Linked DNA regions of Mus musculus: region 2 is linked to region 1. A link is a loop called in an ENCODE intact Hi-C map of the cell type or tissue named here. Cell type or tissue: heart. All regions are shown on one strand. Links, peaks and the distances in the headings refer to the core of each region. The heading gives the core; the rest is flanking DNA. Region 1 holds the start of Vkorc1l1 (vitamin K epoxide reductase complex, subunit 1-like 1). Region 2 holds the start of Rabgef1 (RAB guanine nucleotide exchange factor (GEF) 1).

Region 1 (8,432 bases), core at 289-8,288:
AAGGTCCTGAGTTCAAGCCCCAGCAACCACATGGTGACTCACAACCATCCATAATGAGAGCTGATGTCCTCTTCTGGTGTGTCTGAAGACAGTTACAGTATATTACATATATACATGTAGTAATAAATAAATCTTTTTTAAAAAATCCTAATTCTTTATGTCCATTAGATCATGGTACAGGCTTTTTTTTTTCTTAAAAGAGGTTTATTTAGGAAACAGTGTGGATAGCCCTGAACTTACAATCATCCCACATTAACCCTTCTGAGTGCTCTGTTTGCAGGTGTGTCAATGCCTACTATGTAGCCGTACTCACTTTAACGGAATGATAAGAGAACCAATTATTTCTCAAAGATGAGAATAACACCGGTCCCCTCTCCATAGGCTGCTTTCCCAAAGGGACCTGGGCAGCCTTGGACAGACTCTCTTCTAAAGCTTTCTATCTCAGCTACTGCTCCACCTCAAGAGTTCTCGTTCAATCCTTGCTGGGGTTATTTTCAAAGTGTTGGGGTAAAGCACAGAATTCTAACTCAGCATATCAAGCCTGAGGTCATTGAAGGGGCCTGCAGGAAGCTCCTGGGATTTTTGTTCTGGAGCAGAGTTGAGCCGGCAACCGTCTCTTTCTTTGTACAAACATGAGAATATTGGACTAAGGATTCGAAGTAAAAGAAGACCTTTTGGAATAGAAAGCCGAGTTTGTCAGAAAACAGGGACCTGGGGCTTAGAAGGTGGCTCGGTTTGCAGAACACTTTCTCAGTGTGCAGGTAGCCCTCACTTCAATCCCTAGAATTACATAAATTGGGTACGGAGGTGTATACCCATAATCCCAACACTCAGTAGGTGGAGGAGAACAGTCAGAACTTCAAGGTCACTTTTACCTATATGGTGAGTTTGAGGCCAGCCTAGGATGTGTGAGACCTGATTTAAAAAGAAGAAAAATGGGGCTGGTGAGATGGCTCAGTGGGTAAGAGCACCCGACTGCTCTTCTGAAGGTCCAGAGTTCAAATCCCAGCAACCACATGGTGGCTCACAACCATCCGTAATGAGATCTGACGCCCTCTTCTGGAGTGTCTGAAGACAGTTACAGTGTACTTACATATAATAAATAAATAAATCTTAAAAAAAAAAAAAGAATCAGGGAACCAGCTTCAGTAAAAAAAAAATAAATAAATAAAATAAAAAATAAAAAGAAGAAAAATAGACGGACCTCAGAAGTGGCAGTCAGGTGTGGTTGGGAGCACCTGCCATTCTTGTGTCTGCTAGTCGAGCATTCTACCACAGACTATGCTTCAGCCCCGGTCTCCTGCCTTGTCTCTTTGGTTGTCTCTTCCTGCTTTTGGAAATAGCTCTTTCTTCTTCCTTTGAGGGACTGATTGGTCCTTTATAGAATTTAACCTGTAGAGAGGCAGTGTGTCTGCCTAAGAATTTCCAGGTGGTATGGAGTTGGGGAGTGCCCAGTAAGAGAGGCACTCTGATCTTTGTAGCTTTTCTGCCTACTGTCCCACTGTCTCTTTCCCTCTTTCCTATAAACAACTCTTTGCGGTCCTGAGTCCCTTCAGGTGGTTCTCCCCATCTCCACAGGGAACTGAGTCATCTTCTGCTCCCCGCCCCCCCAGACAGGAGGGTTTCTCTGTGTAGCTGGAACTCACTCTGTAGACCAGGCTGGCCTTGAACTCAGAAATACGCCTGCCTCTGCCTCCCAAATGCTGGGATTAAAGGTGTACACCACCACTGCCCAGCCATCTTCTGCTCTTAAATCTGTTTTCTTTCAACCAATTTTCTCTCAAGTATTAGCTTTGGAGTAGCAAGCAGATGAACTTAAGTCCTATATACTTCCCCCCCTGCCTTTTTTTAAAAAAAGATTTATTTTTTATTATTATACATAAGTACACTGTAGCTGTCTTCAGATGCTCCAGAAGCGCCAGAAGAGGGAGTCAGATCTCATTATGGATGGTTGTGAACCACCATGTGGTTGCTGGGATTTGAACTCAGGACCTTTGGAAGAACAGTTAGTGCTCTTACCCGCTGAGCCTATCTGCTGAACCATCTTGCCAGTCCAATACTCTCCTTTTTTAAAATTACGAAAGTGTACGTGTGTGTGTGTGTGTGTGTGTGTGTGTGAGAGAGAGAGAGAGACAGAGACAGAGACAGAGACAGAGACAGAGAGAGATGCACATATGTGTCTGGGCCATGGAGGTCGGAAGAGGTCATTGGATCCCTCAGAGCTTCAGTCATAGGCATTTATGGGTGCTTGTCTTGAGGCGCAGATGACACCACCTGGTGCGACGACCTTCTAAGTAACAGAATGTATGAAAGTCATAGGCTATCGTTTCTGATCACGGAATAACAAAAGACTCAAGCTGGAGAGATGGCTCGGTAAAAATGCTTGCTGCCTCAGTGTGAGGACCTAAGTTCAAATCTTTGGCTCCTCCTATTTAATGTGGTTGTCTGTGGCTGTCCTTACTTGTAACTCTTGCACTGGAGGCAGAGACAGATGGATCCTCCGTACTTGGCCAGCCAGCCTAGCTAAGCAAACCACAGATTCCAGATTCAGTGAGATACTCTGTCTCAAGGAGGTAAGTCAGGGACGATTATAGTCAGCGATTTTTTTTTTGTACCCACACATATGTGAACACACACACAAATCAATAATGTCCTTTTTAGAGACTCTGACCCCATCTCTTCCCTCTCTCTCCTTTTTTGGAGGTTTAACCTAGAGCTTTACATGTATTAGTCAAGTATTCTACTGTTGAGCTAAAACTTGTTTTCTTCAACCCCTTACTTTGGGTGGGTGGGATGGAAGCCAGCTGTGTTTTCTGGAGGTGTAAATTGGAGCTGTTGTTACTGCCCAGGGAGGACCTGCAGCCTTCTCACTGCCATAGGAGAGAACCTGAAAGAGGACTCTCAGGGTTTGAGATGACTACAGCCATGCCTCACATCTTAATTTGATCCAAGGTAGAGAGGAAGAGAAAGAGAGAGGGAAAGGTGGAGAGACTGAGCCGGAAGATTCCTGACGCAGAGAAAATGAAAAAAAAAAAACCCCAAACAAAACAAACAGACACCCAGTTTATTAGCTTGCTTAAAGCTGCAAAAAATTGGGGTGATTTGTTATCCAACATTGTATAATTAATTGAAGAACATTACTTATTAATCAAAATCACTAGGTGATGCCCCCAAAGCCTAAGAGCTGCATTGAAGCAAAAGCTAGCAATCTCCATCAACAGCTTGTTTCTTTGTAGACACAGATATCCTTACATGGGTTTTCCTGTCCAGTTTTGACAGCAAGGAAGCTCAGAATCAGTTATGGCTCAATTTTAACAATTTTGCAAGCCTCTATGACCTCCTCACGTTTCGTTTTCTTCTGATTTCCCTTTTTCCAAGTTTTTGAGCTTTTTTTTTAAAGTTCATTTTTATCCTTTTAGTATGGATTATGTTAAAGCCACATCAAATCCAAATTATAGAGAAGTATTCATGAACCCATTTAAAAATAGGTTTTTTTAAATGTAAAAATAGTTTTGCGCATTTAAGAAAAAAGTTTCTCACATGTTGAACACAAGACGCCTGGAGGTGGTGCCTGGGGAAGATCATGTCACACAAACGTGTCTCTGGAGCTCTGGAGCCATTGGTCAGGGACAATTTGGATTGGATAAGAAATATCAAGTGATAACGACGGAAATGTGTGTGTGTGCAGAAAGGCAACTGATTGCTACCAGGAGCCAAGGGCTTGCCCAGTCAAGCATTGTAGTAGTATCTTTGAAATCGATCCCTTGTAACAGACCCTAAGATTAAGCCAAACCACCTCTCGCCTCACCCCTTTCCTAGGCCACACCCCTCATCCTTCCTGGTCACGCCCCTGCCCCATCCAGCACACCAGAGTTTTTGCGCTCCGCCCCTTCCCTTCGCTCCCGCCCCACCTTGTTCCGCCTCCCTTCTGACCGCGCCCTCCAGTGTAACGAACCCCATTTCTCAGCACCACCCTTCACTTGCGCCACGCAACCCTGGCTGCTTACAACCTCCGCCTCTTCCCCGCCCGCGCGCGGTTTTCCCACCCGCCCCTTTAAAATCAAACCACGCCCACCGTCAGCCACGCCCTCCGCATGCGCCGCACCACCTCCCCGCTGTTGCGCGCTCCGCCTCCTCCCTCCACACTTATGAGCGGCTTTCTCGCTCCGCCCCAATTCTGGTCAAGCTCCGCCCCTCCTCAAGCCCTTCCCTCTTTCAGACCCCGCCCTCCGCATGCGCCGCACCGCCTCCCTGGCGGTTGCGCGCTCCGCCCCTCCCTCTGTGTCCGCGCGCGCCTTCCCCGCCCAGTCCGCCTCACTCCTCTCGGGGCGGTTGGGCCGCGCGCCTGTGGGGGCGGGGCCCGGAGGAGGCGACCGAGCCAATGGGGCGCGGCGGTGGTGGCGGCGGCGGCGGCGGCGGCGGAGGCGGTGGCGGCAGCGGCGGCGGCTGGGTCGGGCCCCGACGGGCGGCGGCGTCTGAGGTGGAGGCGGAGGGAGGCGGCGGCGGCGGCGGAGGGGGGAAGATGGCGGCGCCCGTCCTGCTGAGAGTGTCGGTGCCGCGTTGGGAACGGGTGGCCCGGTATGCAGTGTGCGCCGCCGGGATCCTGCTCTCCATCTACGCCTACCACGTGGAGCGGGAGAAGGAGAGGGACCCGGAGCACCGGGCCCTCTGCGACCTGGGGCCCTGGGTGAAGTGCTCCGCCGCCCTGGCCTCCAGGTAGCCCGGCTTGAGTGAGGGGAGCGCGACGCGGGCGGCGGCGGGGGGCGGGGAGCGCGCGGGGAGCTCCGGCCTGAGAGAGCGGGGCCCGGGCCGCGACCCGGACGGCGGTGACCGGGGGGCGGCGGCTGAGGGCAGGCCTCCGGGATGAGGTGGCACAGTGCAGCCGGGAGGGCGCGGGCGCGTCCTGGCCGGTGTGACTTTTCTCCCTGTTGTCGCCGAGAGAGGCGTGTGAAGACCCCCGATGCAGAGATCGGCGAAGCCAGCATTCATCCCCGGGGTCTTGGGACCTCTGCTACCCCGGGGCTATATGTCCGGTGGCTTTTATCACTATCCTCTGGGTTGTTCGGGACAGGTGTTTTCGGTGCTCAGGCCTCTTTGTACTCAGAGTTAAGGAGAATTGGCAGCCTTCTGGAGGCGACAGTGACATTTGCGGGTAGACACGCATTTGACCCTACTCTGGAAGAGGAAGGTACCAGCACTTAACCCTATCTGATTTCTTGGATTTTTCTCCCTTGTGTATTTCACGAAGTGTGCCCAGCAGGGGGAAAATGGCCAGAGTTCGGGTCTACTTTAAGTTTAGAGTAAACGATGAGTACCTTGTGTATAGTGATATTTTAGGTACTACGATGACTGTTATTTTATGAAAGGATCTGAGTTGTGACCCACACTGGCCTGAAACTCATCGGACTATAACCTCTACAGCTATTCCCCTGCCTCAGTCTTTTGAGTAGGGAAATACAAGCATGCACCACCGTGGGTGACTTAGAATGACTTTTACATGTTGCTGATTAGTATTAGCGGAATAATCCGCAAGAGATTAGATTTACGAAACTTTGCTAAGCAGGTTTATTTAAACAATTTTTTGTTTCTTGAAAATACCATCGATTTTTTTTCCTGTTAACATTTTATGTAGTGTGCTAGCTTTTTTTCTTAGAAAAAAGTATTTTACACTTTTAAAAAAGGCTTTTTAAAAAACTGATAGCAGTCATCAAAACCAGCAAAAGTGAAAAGAATTATTGCAGAATAGATAGTTTGACATTTTAATAGAGAGTCCTACCCCTAATATTTTGATGTTTGTTAACAGTGCTTAACATTTCACTACATTCCCTCCTTTTGATAAATGCTAGGGAGACACAAATGTATATAGCTCACTAGTTTATTTTGCCCTCCATATTGGTGGAGGAGTATTTGAAGAAGCTAGGGTTGGAGTTTCTTATCTGCAAACTTAAGGCTGTTGATCTTTCCCACTTAGCCCTTTTCATAGACCAGCTAGGCTAGGCTAGCTCGTGCTTATAAGTGGAATTCCTGTAACTTTTTAGTAGAAAAATGGTTGTCATTATGGCCTCATTAAGCAGTTTTGTTTTTTTTTTTTAAATGCATTGAGTTTATAGTGCAGAATGTATCTGTGATGAAGAGCCCTCAGGAGTTTTATTTGCATCCAGGTTGAGGCCTCCTAGACTTTCTTTTAGACTAGACACCTTGAGAACCACTAAGTGTATCGTGCTTCTATTGCACATATTTATGTTGGGAGTGGGGTAGCACACACACTTATGGAGGTCATTGGACAACATGTGGGAGTCAGTTTCCCACCAGATGGGTCCTAGGGATTGAACTCAGGTCATCAGGCTTGCTGGCAAGCATCTTTACCAGCTGAGTCCTCTCACTGAGCCCACCAAGTATATTTTATGCACACATTCACATTTTTAAATGTTCTTTGCACCTTTGGAAAGGATTTTTTTTTTTTTTTCTTTTTGAGACAGGGTTTCTCTGTATAGCCCTGGCTGTCCTGGAACTCACTCTGTAGACCAGGCTGGCCTTGAACTCAGAAATCCGCCTGCCTCTGCCTCCTAAGTGCTGGGATTAAAGGTGTGCGCCACCACCGCCCGGCTTTGGAAAGAATTTTTAAACTTAAGTTTTTAACACCCCAAATTGAATGAATGAATGCAGAATAAAAAAAAGCATGCAGGAGCATATTTCAAATACTTAGAAACCATGAAATAAAAATGACTGGATAGGTTAATATGAAATATATTTATAATTATTACCAACTTTAGAATTTTTCTTTTTTTTTTAAAGATTTATTTACTTATTATATATAAGTACACTGTAGCTATCTTCACACACACCAGAAGAGGGCATCAGATCTCATTATGGATGGTTGTGAGCCACCATGTGGTTGCTGGGATTTGAACTCTGGACCTCTGAAAGAGCAGTCAGTGCTCTTAACCTCTGAGCCATCTCTCCAGCCCTAGAATTTTTCTTTTAATGCAGTCTATACAAAAATCTTACTGGGCTTTTTATTATTTGGCCATGTAAGAAGTAATTCACTGTATGTTTTGAGTTCTTCTAGTGGGCTTTTCTCTAAGAGATTGTTTCTGAACCATTTAATTATACACTAAATATTCTCATAGTTAATCTGTATCACAAGAAACAAATGTTCATGTGTTTTGTTTCTTGCTTTGTAGATCTGGCCAACTTTGAACTGAAAGCAGTCCTCCTTCAGTCTCAGTCTCCTGTGGACTGGAATTATAGCCTTGCCTGCACATCTGTCAAGTTTTTGTTTTTGTTTTGAATAAGACACAATAGCATGATATTTAATATTTAGTAACATCAATTAATGAATTAAAGTTATCTTAAAATATGTTAGACTAAAAATCTTTCTCGATCAGTGGCATTGGAGATTGAACACAGGGCCTGACCAGTGTTAGGTAAACTCTCTGTGACTAAGTTTCATCCCCGGCTTGCTTATTTTTGTCAGAGTTTTACTATGTAGCCTTGACTGGCTTGGGATTCCTAGAGATCTGCTTGCCTCTGCATCCTAAATGCTGAGATTGAAGGTTTATGCCACCATGCCTGGCATTGTTTGGGGTAACCCAAGTTAGCCTTGAACTTGCTGTGTTGTAGCGTAAGTTGAGGCTGGCCTTGAACTCCTTCGATCCTCTCTCTACTAATCCCTCATGTTCTGAGATTACAGGTGTGCATCATCATGTCTAGCTCCTATCTCTCTATCATATAGAAAGTGTGAACTTAGGATGTTGTGGCTAAAACTAGTGTTTACTTATATAGTGATGTACAGAACTACTTAAGTTAGGGGTTGGAAAGACGGCTTAGCAGTTAGGAGCTAAGTCCATTGAGGATGAGTCTGATGGTCAGCACTCATACTGAGTGGTCCACAGCCACCTGTGACTTCAGCTCCAGGGCATTCAGTGCCCTCTTTTTTTTCCTTTTTCTTTTTTAGCTGTATTTTATCATTTTATGTATATGAGTGTTTTTCCTGTACATATGGTATATGCACCACATGCATGCTTGGTACCTACAGAGATGAGAAGATGGCATTGGGTCTCCTGGGACTGGAGTTACCAGGCATTGTAAACAGCCCAAGTGGGTGCTGGGAATCAAACCCTGGTCTTCTGTAAAAACAAGTGCTAAGCTTAACCCCTGAGCCACCTCCAGCCCTTAGTACCCTCTTTGGCCTCAGAGGATAACTGCACTTTTGTGCACATACCTATGTACAAATACATACACATAATTAAACATAAAGTCTTTAACACTTTAAAATCTGATGTCTGCCGAAGGATAGGTAAGAAGTAAGGCATTCTAATAAGAGTAAATATATTTCATATGTACACTAAAACTATTTTCAGGAAATAGCCTTTTTATTAACTGTCTTGAGAGAGAGGGGTATGTATGTGTATGTATGTATGTGTATGGGG
Region 2 (8,432 bases), core at 254-8,253, 230 kb after region 1:
AGCAGAAGTTCTCATTAATAATGCAATACCACAACCCCCCTATTTCCTAGGCCTTGATAAATTCTTGTATGAGTGTAACTTTTAAGTATCTGTGGAGAATCTCCATTTGTCAGAAGAATTCACCAACTTGCTTCTAATATGCAATGTAGCCTGTACTGAAGATTTCTATCTCAGTGGGATTCCCTAGCTCTTTCATGGTAAACCCACCTATTAGCTAGGCCATTGTGTTTGGGTGAGACTGGCTACTGCCTCAAGTGAGCACTCTGCAAACCAGCCCTGAGCTATTCTGGCTTGGTTCTTTTGTAATGCCTAGTTAGTTTTACTGTCTCTACCAAGCTCCTCAGCTTCAAGCATTTTCTAGGACATTGGAACACCGGCAAAGGCTTAGCTATGTCAGAATTCAATCTTAAAAGGCACTTATAATAAGATAATACTAAAAGAGAGCACGTGGATCCATACACCAGACTAACAGACAGGGTATGAATATATGGGTTATGAGAACGCCAAAGTTCCAGGAGGTGAGTTTCCGTGAAACTCTTTGCCTCGTGAGTGCTCCCAGGCCTCTTGGCCTGCCAAGCAAACTTCACTGGAGTGTGTGTAGCATCCTTGAATATGTTTATTTTTTCCTTTCCTTTTCTTTCTTTCTTTCCTTCTTTCTTTCTCTCTTCTCCTTCCCCAAAACAAAACAAAACAAAACAAAACAAAACAAAAAAACCTTCCCCTTCCCCTCCCTCCCTCCCTCCCTCCCTCCCTCCCTCCCTCCCTCCCTCCCTCCCTCCCTCCTTCCCTCCTTTCTTTCTTTCTTTCTTTCTTTCTTTCTTTCTTTCTTTCTTTCTTTCTTTCTTTCTTTCTTTCTTTCTTTCTTCAAGGTTTCTCTGTATATCCCTGGCTGTCCTGGGATTCAGTCTTCAGACCAGGCTGGCCTCAAACTCAGACATCTGCCTGCTTCTGACTCCCAAGTGCTGAAATTAAAGGTATGGGCCATTTGGCTAAAATGGCAGTTTTAATCTCCGGTTCAGGGGAATCATGATTGTGTCTCTTGGTGGAAGCATCCCTCCTCTTGGAACTAAGACCTCAGGCCAACAGAGTTAAAGGTTGTGGGGATAAGAAGCCAAACTTCAATGGCCCACTCTGAGTCCTGTCTCCTTAATTCTTGAGTCCCTGAGTTCTGGCTTTGGAAGAAGTACATTGCACTTGATGTAATATATGATGCCAATCTCGGTCAAGGACAGGCCTAGAGCCGTGTGTGGTGGCCCATGCCTATAATCCCAACACAAGAGAGATGGAGGCAGGAGGATCAGGATTTCATAGTCAACCTCTGCTATATAATAAGTCTGAGGCCAGTCTGTTATATTACAGATACCTTTTCAGAAAAAAAATGTTCGGGGGGTTGCAGTGAGGTCTCTTCAGTGCCATAGCTATCAATAAATCGTCCATGCTGCTGTAAATATTCCCTATTTAAACCCAGTGGTTCAGCAAGCAGACTTGGGTGGTATAGTTTCTGTGCTCTATTTGGAGAGATATTTGGAGTGAAAAGTCATGCCTTCCCAAGAAAAGTCATGAAACCAACCTCTTTTTTTATTATTTATTTATTTATTTATCTATTTATTTTTTGAGACAGGGTTTCTCTGTGTAGCCCTGGCTGTCCTGGATCTCACTCTGTAGACCAGGCTGGCCTCGAACTCAGAAGTCTGCCTGCCTCTGCCTCCCAAGTTCTGGGATTAAAGGCATGTGCCACCACTGCCCAGCGTGAAATGAACTTTTTTGGTTTTTCGAGACAGGGTTTCTCTGTATAGCCCTGGCTGTCCTGGAACTCACTTTGTAGACCACGCTGGTCTCGAACTCAGAAATCCGCCAGCCTCTGCCTCCTGAGTGCTGGGATTAAAGGCGTGCGCCACCACTCCCGGCCAACGTGAACTTTTTAAAAATAATGTAATATGGTCTCATGTAGATAAAGCTGCCCTTACACTTACTATGCAGCTGCAACTCCTGTTCCTTCTGCCTCAGCCTCCTGTGAACTGGGATTCTAAGCATGTGCCATCAGATCTGTGAACTTTTTATATAAAGTCACTGAGCCAGCCATACGTGAACACAACTGCTGAACACATTGGTGGGGCTTAACAGAGAGGGAGTTAGGACAAAGTCAGGGAAGCTCTGCTGTAGGCTTCACATGCTATCTGTTGACATTCTCGGCTTGTGGATTGGTGGACACCACCGTTGGAATGTAAGAATGCATTCCAAAGATTTTTCCGGCTGGCCAGAAGGATGTTAAGTCAGAGACAGAATGAGTCTTAAACGGATATTCAACGGACCTAAAGACAGTCTGAGATATGGCTCTATAACATTCCAACTCTCCAAAACCAGTCTACAGAATCTTTAACACAAGGGTGGGTTTTTAGAGAACTTCACAAGGTAGACAACACTTATCTGCTGCCTCTAGCAGTCTTGAAGTGGGAACTAAGACTAGCTTCTGTTCATGCCTTCACTATTAATGCTGTGTAACACTGGCTAACTTAGCCGGGTGTGGTGGCGCATGTCTTTAATCCCAGCACTCGGGAGGCAGAGGCAGGCGGATTTCTGAGTTCGAGGTGAGCCTGGTCTACAAAGTGAGTTCCAGGACAGCCAGGGCTATTCAGAGAAACCCTGTCTCAAAAACAAACAAACAAACTCCAAAAACAAACAAACAAAACCAAAAAAACCCACTGACTAACTTATTTAATTTTTAGGTCTCAGCTATACCCCAATTTTTTTTTTTTTTAATTCTGATGATTGAACCTAGGTCCTCCAGAAGAAAGAGCTAGCCTTCTGTAGGTAGGAAAGGAAAAGGGCTCAGGGTGGAACTGCCCATAGTTCACACATATTTCTGTGAAAATATGTATCTATGTTTTAAATGAATGCTAAGAGTTCAAGCAGCGAGGCCAAGAACACCAGGGATGAGAAACAAAGATGTCTGCAATCCGGTTTGAGATAACCTGATGAAGCAAGCTCCCGGGCAGTTGGCACCAACCTGACTGTCCAGCTATCTTTCACTGATGCCAAAAGCTTTCCCCCCTTCAGTAGTAAATGTACAGGAGAGGCTTCCTCATGTTTCCTTACATTATGATTATTGTGTGTGGATGCCATGATACTTACATGGAGGTGAGTGGGCATCTTTGTTAGTTGGGTCTCTCCTTCTACTTTTTGTTGAAACCATTTATTTATTTTACGTACATTGGTATTTTGACTGCATGTGTGTCTGTGTGAGGGTATTGGATCCTCTGCAACTGGAGTTGCAGACAGTTGTGAGCTGCCATGTGGGTGCTGGGAATCGAACCCAGCTCCTCTGAAAGAGCAACCACCGTTCTTAACCACTGAGTCATCTCTCCATCCCCTCCTTCTTTTTTTTGTCAGGTCAGTTCCAGGATTTGGATTTAGGTTGTCAAGCCTGAATGGGAAACCTTTTACACACTGAAACATCTCTCTGGCCCTCTTTACTTGTAATCCTCTTTCATAAAACTCGCTTTCACCTCATTTGTCTGTGTCTTTCTTTAATCTTCATAGACCTTAAACATCCAACTTGGAGCCACTTCCCTAGGCCAACCTGACCCTGTCTGGCACCCTACAGCCTTGTGCCAAGCACAGCTGGGTCATGAAAGATCCTTTTATTCTCACAACTCCTGCATCATCATGTGCTCTCATTATAAAGCTATACCCCACAACCTTCCTTATATTTGCCCAGGCCAAGAACACTAGAGATGGGAACTCCTGAACTTCCTGTCTCCACCTAGCCAGGCTGGGATCACAGCCTAGTTGCTATTGGACCAATTTCCTTAAGATTCTCCTAAATTGAATCAGTTTCAAGTCCTGCTCTTAAAAAGAGCAAGCCAGGAGTGTTCATTTCTGTGGGCCATCTGCCCAGGTGACCAGGTTCTTTCTATGGACGAGTGCCCAGGAGTGAAAAACAAAATAGCAGAGTCAGAAAAGGTGAAAACAGGCATTTATTGAGACAGGGGTTAAAAAAAAAATTCTGCTGGGAACAGTGTTTTGTTTTTGTTTTTTGTTTTTTCCAGAGCTGAGAGCCAGTCTCACGGACTCTGGGTTGCTCATTTGTAGGGTTCATTCTGAATTCTCTCCTCCCCTATCCTATAACTTCATCTCCTCCACCCCGACGGTTCTTGGCCCAGGGAGATAACAAAAGCTAGTGAGGTGGCATGTCAACTGTCCAGTGGGAGCGTTATCTATCTTTACAGACAGGCAGTCATGTGCTAAACTTTTCCCTCTCGATCTTTTTCCTGACTATCTATTCCCTGCTAACTGCTCACTAGGGGAAAGGTGTGTTTGTATTTCCTTCTGGCGGCCGCATTCGCTAAGCGCTGGGAGATGTCTCCTGGTCCCAGACTTTGATGTCCCGTTTCGTGTATGGCTGTCCTCGGGGCTCCTTGTCGCCCTCAGGCTAATGCAAGCAGAAGCTGGTAGACGGAATGAGGAATGACAGGGGAAACCGCGGCTTCTCGCGAGTCACAGACACGTCAGCGAGGGCCTCACGGTCACTCGGTGTCCCCTGCCCTCAGGGACTGCCCCTTCGGGTGGACAGCCTCCGGAGCGTTGCAATCTTTTCCGGCCAGCCGCCAGCCAGTCCCCGGAAGTCCGAAGCGTCACGGAAATGACGCCACGCGTACGCACCGCGCGCGTGCTCGCGGTGCCGGGGGCGGGGCGTGCGGGGGCAGGGGCGGGGCAGGGAGCCGAGTGACTGAAGGGGCGCTGGGAGCGGCGGTCGGACGCCGGCGGAGCCGCGGAGCAGGTTCGGAGGGACGGGGGCTCCGGAGGCGCGTTCCCACACGGAGCGGGGCGGCGGCGGCGGTGTCCGGCCGCGCGCTGACCGGGGCCGCTCCGTTCCGCCTCTCAGCCGGGAGGGCGGGCGGGCGCATAGGGCCAGGCCGCCGGAGCTCTGCTGCTGCTCTCGGCCTCTCCAGCTCGGCCGAGTTCTTCCCAGCTCGGCGGGACTCGGGCTCCCGGGAGGACACGCTCCCCGGTCGTCGGCTGCCGCTCCGATCCTGTCCGAGTCCGGAGTTGTGGTTGCAGCCGGGCGGGTCCCATCCGGAGCCCGCGTGGGTCCCGGGGCTGGTGCGGCTGCTGTGGCGCGGGGTTTTGAATACTCGTCCCAGGTGCTAGAGGCCAAGGTTATGGGTGTCTCTGAATGAGAAGTCCTGAAGCTGAGGCAGGAGGATTGCCGCGAGTTTTGAGGTCAGCCCTCTGCCACTGAGGAAGACCCTTTTATGGAAAATAATAATAAAGGCAGTCCCTGATTCCGAGCTGTCTGGAAGGGAGAGCCAAGGGGATGTCCTTCCATCCCTTCGCGGAAGTTGGCTCCATAGAGGGAAGCGCCTTGGAGACTAGGTCATTGGCAGCTGGCTGTGTCTCAGAGCTGATGACCAACCTCTGTGGTTGGGAAATGTGTTGCTGGATGTGGTAGGCTCGGTCTGTCTGTGGAGTTTAGATGTGACACTGGCATAAGTTTTACAGCGTCACCTAGTTTTGTGGTAAGAGCCCCTATGGTCCCCCCACCCCCTGCCACCTCCTGGAAGTTAACTGTTGGGTCTTTTAACCTACAAACCTAGAATTACTTTTCAAAGGAAGACCCAATTAGTCACCCACTTCTGACATCCCAGTATTTGGAAATTGAGTCAGGAACAACAGTCTTGGGAGTTTTGACGTCAACGGGGCTATGTAGTGAGTTTGAGGCCAGCCTATACTACAGAGTAATATTCGATCCTCCCGCCCACCAGAGTCGCAGTTAAAAGAAAGAAGAGGCTAAAATAAAATGGTCTTGTCAAGCTTGTTACTGGGCGGTGGTGGCGGTGGCTCACACCTTTAATACCAGAATGCTGGAGGCAGAGACAGATCTCTATGAGTTTGAACAGGCCTGGTCTACAGAGTGAGTTCCAGGACAGTCCAGGCTACATAGACTGTTTTGGGGGGAGAAGAAGCTTGCTTGTTACTTGGTGATGACTGACTTTAAGGTTTACACATGTTAGATAGGGGCTGTTTAACTGAGCTACAGTCCCAGTTTCTATTCAGCCTCTGAGAGTTACTGTTTGGGGGGATTATTTATTTATTTTGATTTGTGTGTTTATTTTGGGGGACAGGGTCTCGCAATACAGCTTTGGCTGTGTAGATCAGGCGATCAGGCAAGACTCTGAACTTGGAGCATTCCGCCTGCCTAGGCCTCTCAAGTGGTGAGATTGCGGGTGTGGACCACTGCCTTGCCTGTCTTTTCTTTTGGTATGTGTGTTCACAGTGTGTGCATGTGGAGGCCAGAGGTTAGCAAATGTTAGCTATTTTCCTTGGTGTCATACTAGCCTTGACTTTCATTGAGACAGGCTCTTAGTGAACCTGGAGCTGGATTCACCTAGACTACTACTAGCTAGCCCACAAGCTACAGGGAACATTTTTTTGGTGTGGGGACTGGGGACCTGGTTCAGGTTCTCATGCTTGTGTGGCAAGTACTTTATTTTTGCCATTTATTTTGCCCCAGCCCCCCCTTTTGCCTTTGATGAAATGAAGTTGGAGTTTATTAAGAAACAGTTTTATTATAGAATTAAACCCCGGCTTTAAGGAAGAGAGAGACACTTTAAAGGACAGTATACCTCCAAGACATGTGTGTAAACTTCTTAAGAGTCTCCAAGATTTAGTGGTTCCTGATCAAAGGGTTAAGGTGCAGCCAGGATTTGAATCTTTACTTGCTTACAACATCTTGGCTGGAGAGTTAGCTCCCTGGTTGAGAGATCTGGCTGCTCTTGTACGGGATCCTGGTTTGGACGTGGTAGCTCACAACTGTCCAACTTCCAGATCCAGGGGATCTATGCCCTTTTCCAGGCTCCAGGGGTGCCAGTTTGCACATGATAGTGGACAGTAGAGATCCTTAAGGTGTAAAATGTTTGCCTAGTTTGCACCAAGGCCTTGGGTTTTATCCCCACCACGACAGAGAAAGAAAACAAAAATCTCCCACAGAATTTCATCATGGTGTGTGCTAGGCTAGAGCCCTGAGGATCAGAGCACCAGCCAACCTTTTGAAGTGTGGAGGATGGAAGAAGGGACCAGGAAATAAATACCTTCCCAAAGTGTTGAAAAATGTGTAACAGTTCAAACCAGTGAGCTGGAGTGGGAATTTTGGAGGCAGGTGAGTGTGTGTGTGTTGGGGAGCAGTGACCAGGAGAAGAGACCACCCAGCTACGTGAAGAATGCTGAAGGGCAGAGATGCCTGGGTGTGGGGCTTTTCTGTGCTGGTGACAGAGCCACGGGAGGGTATGAAGCAAAGTCATCCTTAGGTTAAGATAACTTCTAAGCAAACACACACACACACACACACACACACACACACACACACACAGAGGCTGCTGTATGGTTTAAGATGATTGTGTCCAAGGTAGTTCTGGGTTAGGGACTGTCTTTCTTGGCCATCTTTTCTGGTGATTAAGTATTTGAATTGAATCGTGTACTCATTACTAAGATTGACTCCCACTAACAGGAAATCTACTTTTATCTCTCCACTCTCAATTCATATTGGGTATTTATAGGTTCCATGGGTACTTGCTGACTGTGTGAGAGTAATCCCTGGACTTCTCCCAGTCTTTGGCTAGATACCATAGATTTTTTTTTTGTTTTGTTTTGTTTTTCAAGACAGGGTTTCTCTGTATAGCCCTGGTTGTCCTGGACCTCACTTTGTAGACCAGGCTGGCCTCAAACTCAGAAATCTACCTGCCTCTGCCTCCGGAGTGCTGGGATTAAAGGTGTGCGTCACCACGCCCGGCATATACCATAGAATTTTAAATCTTGACTGTGTACATTTAAATTTTGGTACTCGTTTCATTGGCTGTGAGATAAGCATCTCTAGAAGAGATGTCTGCAATCAACACCTATGTATCAGTAGAAGTGCTGCCAAGTGCCTTTCTTAGCCTGATAATAAAGTCACCCCAATAACATTGAGAGCGTCATGGAAAAGGCCAACCATTTTGGAAATCTTGCCCAATGCTCACAACACTGTATGAAGTAGTGTGTACAGGGGAAATGACTGTTGATCTTATCACGTTGATTACTATTTAACTGGTTATTTTTAATGTTTGAATAAAGTTCCCAAAACATTTTAAGAGGCTGTGTTCTAGCAAATCTGTAAGCCCAGCTACTCAGGAGGCTGAAGCAGAAGATTGCCAAAGCAGGCCAGCCTGGGCAACTTAGTGAGTCTCAATTAAAGTCACAGGAGAAGGTCTGGGCTGTCACTGCTGGTGGGGCACTTGCCTTCCATGCTGGATACTTTGATGGCTGCCTTTATCTTTTTTTTTAGTTATGTGTGCTCTGTGTATTTGTGTGTGGATGTAGGTACGTGCAAATGAGGTACCCTTAAAGACCGGAGGAGGCTGTCAGATCCCCTGGTGTGGTGCTGGGAATTAGACTTG

What was found. Peaks named below come from ENCODE experiments on the same cell type or tissue, not always from the same donor. Only the 100,000 strongest peaks of a DNase experiment are listed, where the experiment ranks them.
Region 2: it touches region 1 in a loop (2.8-fold over the local background); 2 of 42 quality-filtered maps call a loop at or near these places.

Annotation. Positions count from the first base shown.
Region 1 is chr5:129,937,650-129,946,081 of GRCm38, forward strand. It overlaps Vkorc1l1 (vitamin K epoxide reductase complex, subunit 1-like 1), which reads left to right and starts at 4,460. Exons shown (of 3, transcript NM_027121.4): 1 at 4,460-4,716. The coding sequence starts at 4,523. In heart, for the core only: a CTCF peak has its summit at 5,230; DNase peaks (open chromatin) are centred at 3,912, 4,092 and 4,892; H3K4me3 peaks cover 2,757 bases; H3K27ac peaks cover 1,860 bases.
Region 2 is chr5:130,167,115-130,175,546 of GRCm38, forward strand. It overlaps Rabgef1 (RAB guanine nucleotide exchange factor (GEF) 1), which reads left to right and starts at 4,705. Exons shown (of 9, transcript NM_001199059.1): 1 at 4,705-4,780. In heart, for the core only: no CTCF peak of the experiment used is centred there; DNase peaks (open chromatin) are centred at 4,637, 5,127 and 5,357; H3K4me3 peaks cover 2,846 bases; H3K27ac peaks cover 3,396 bases.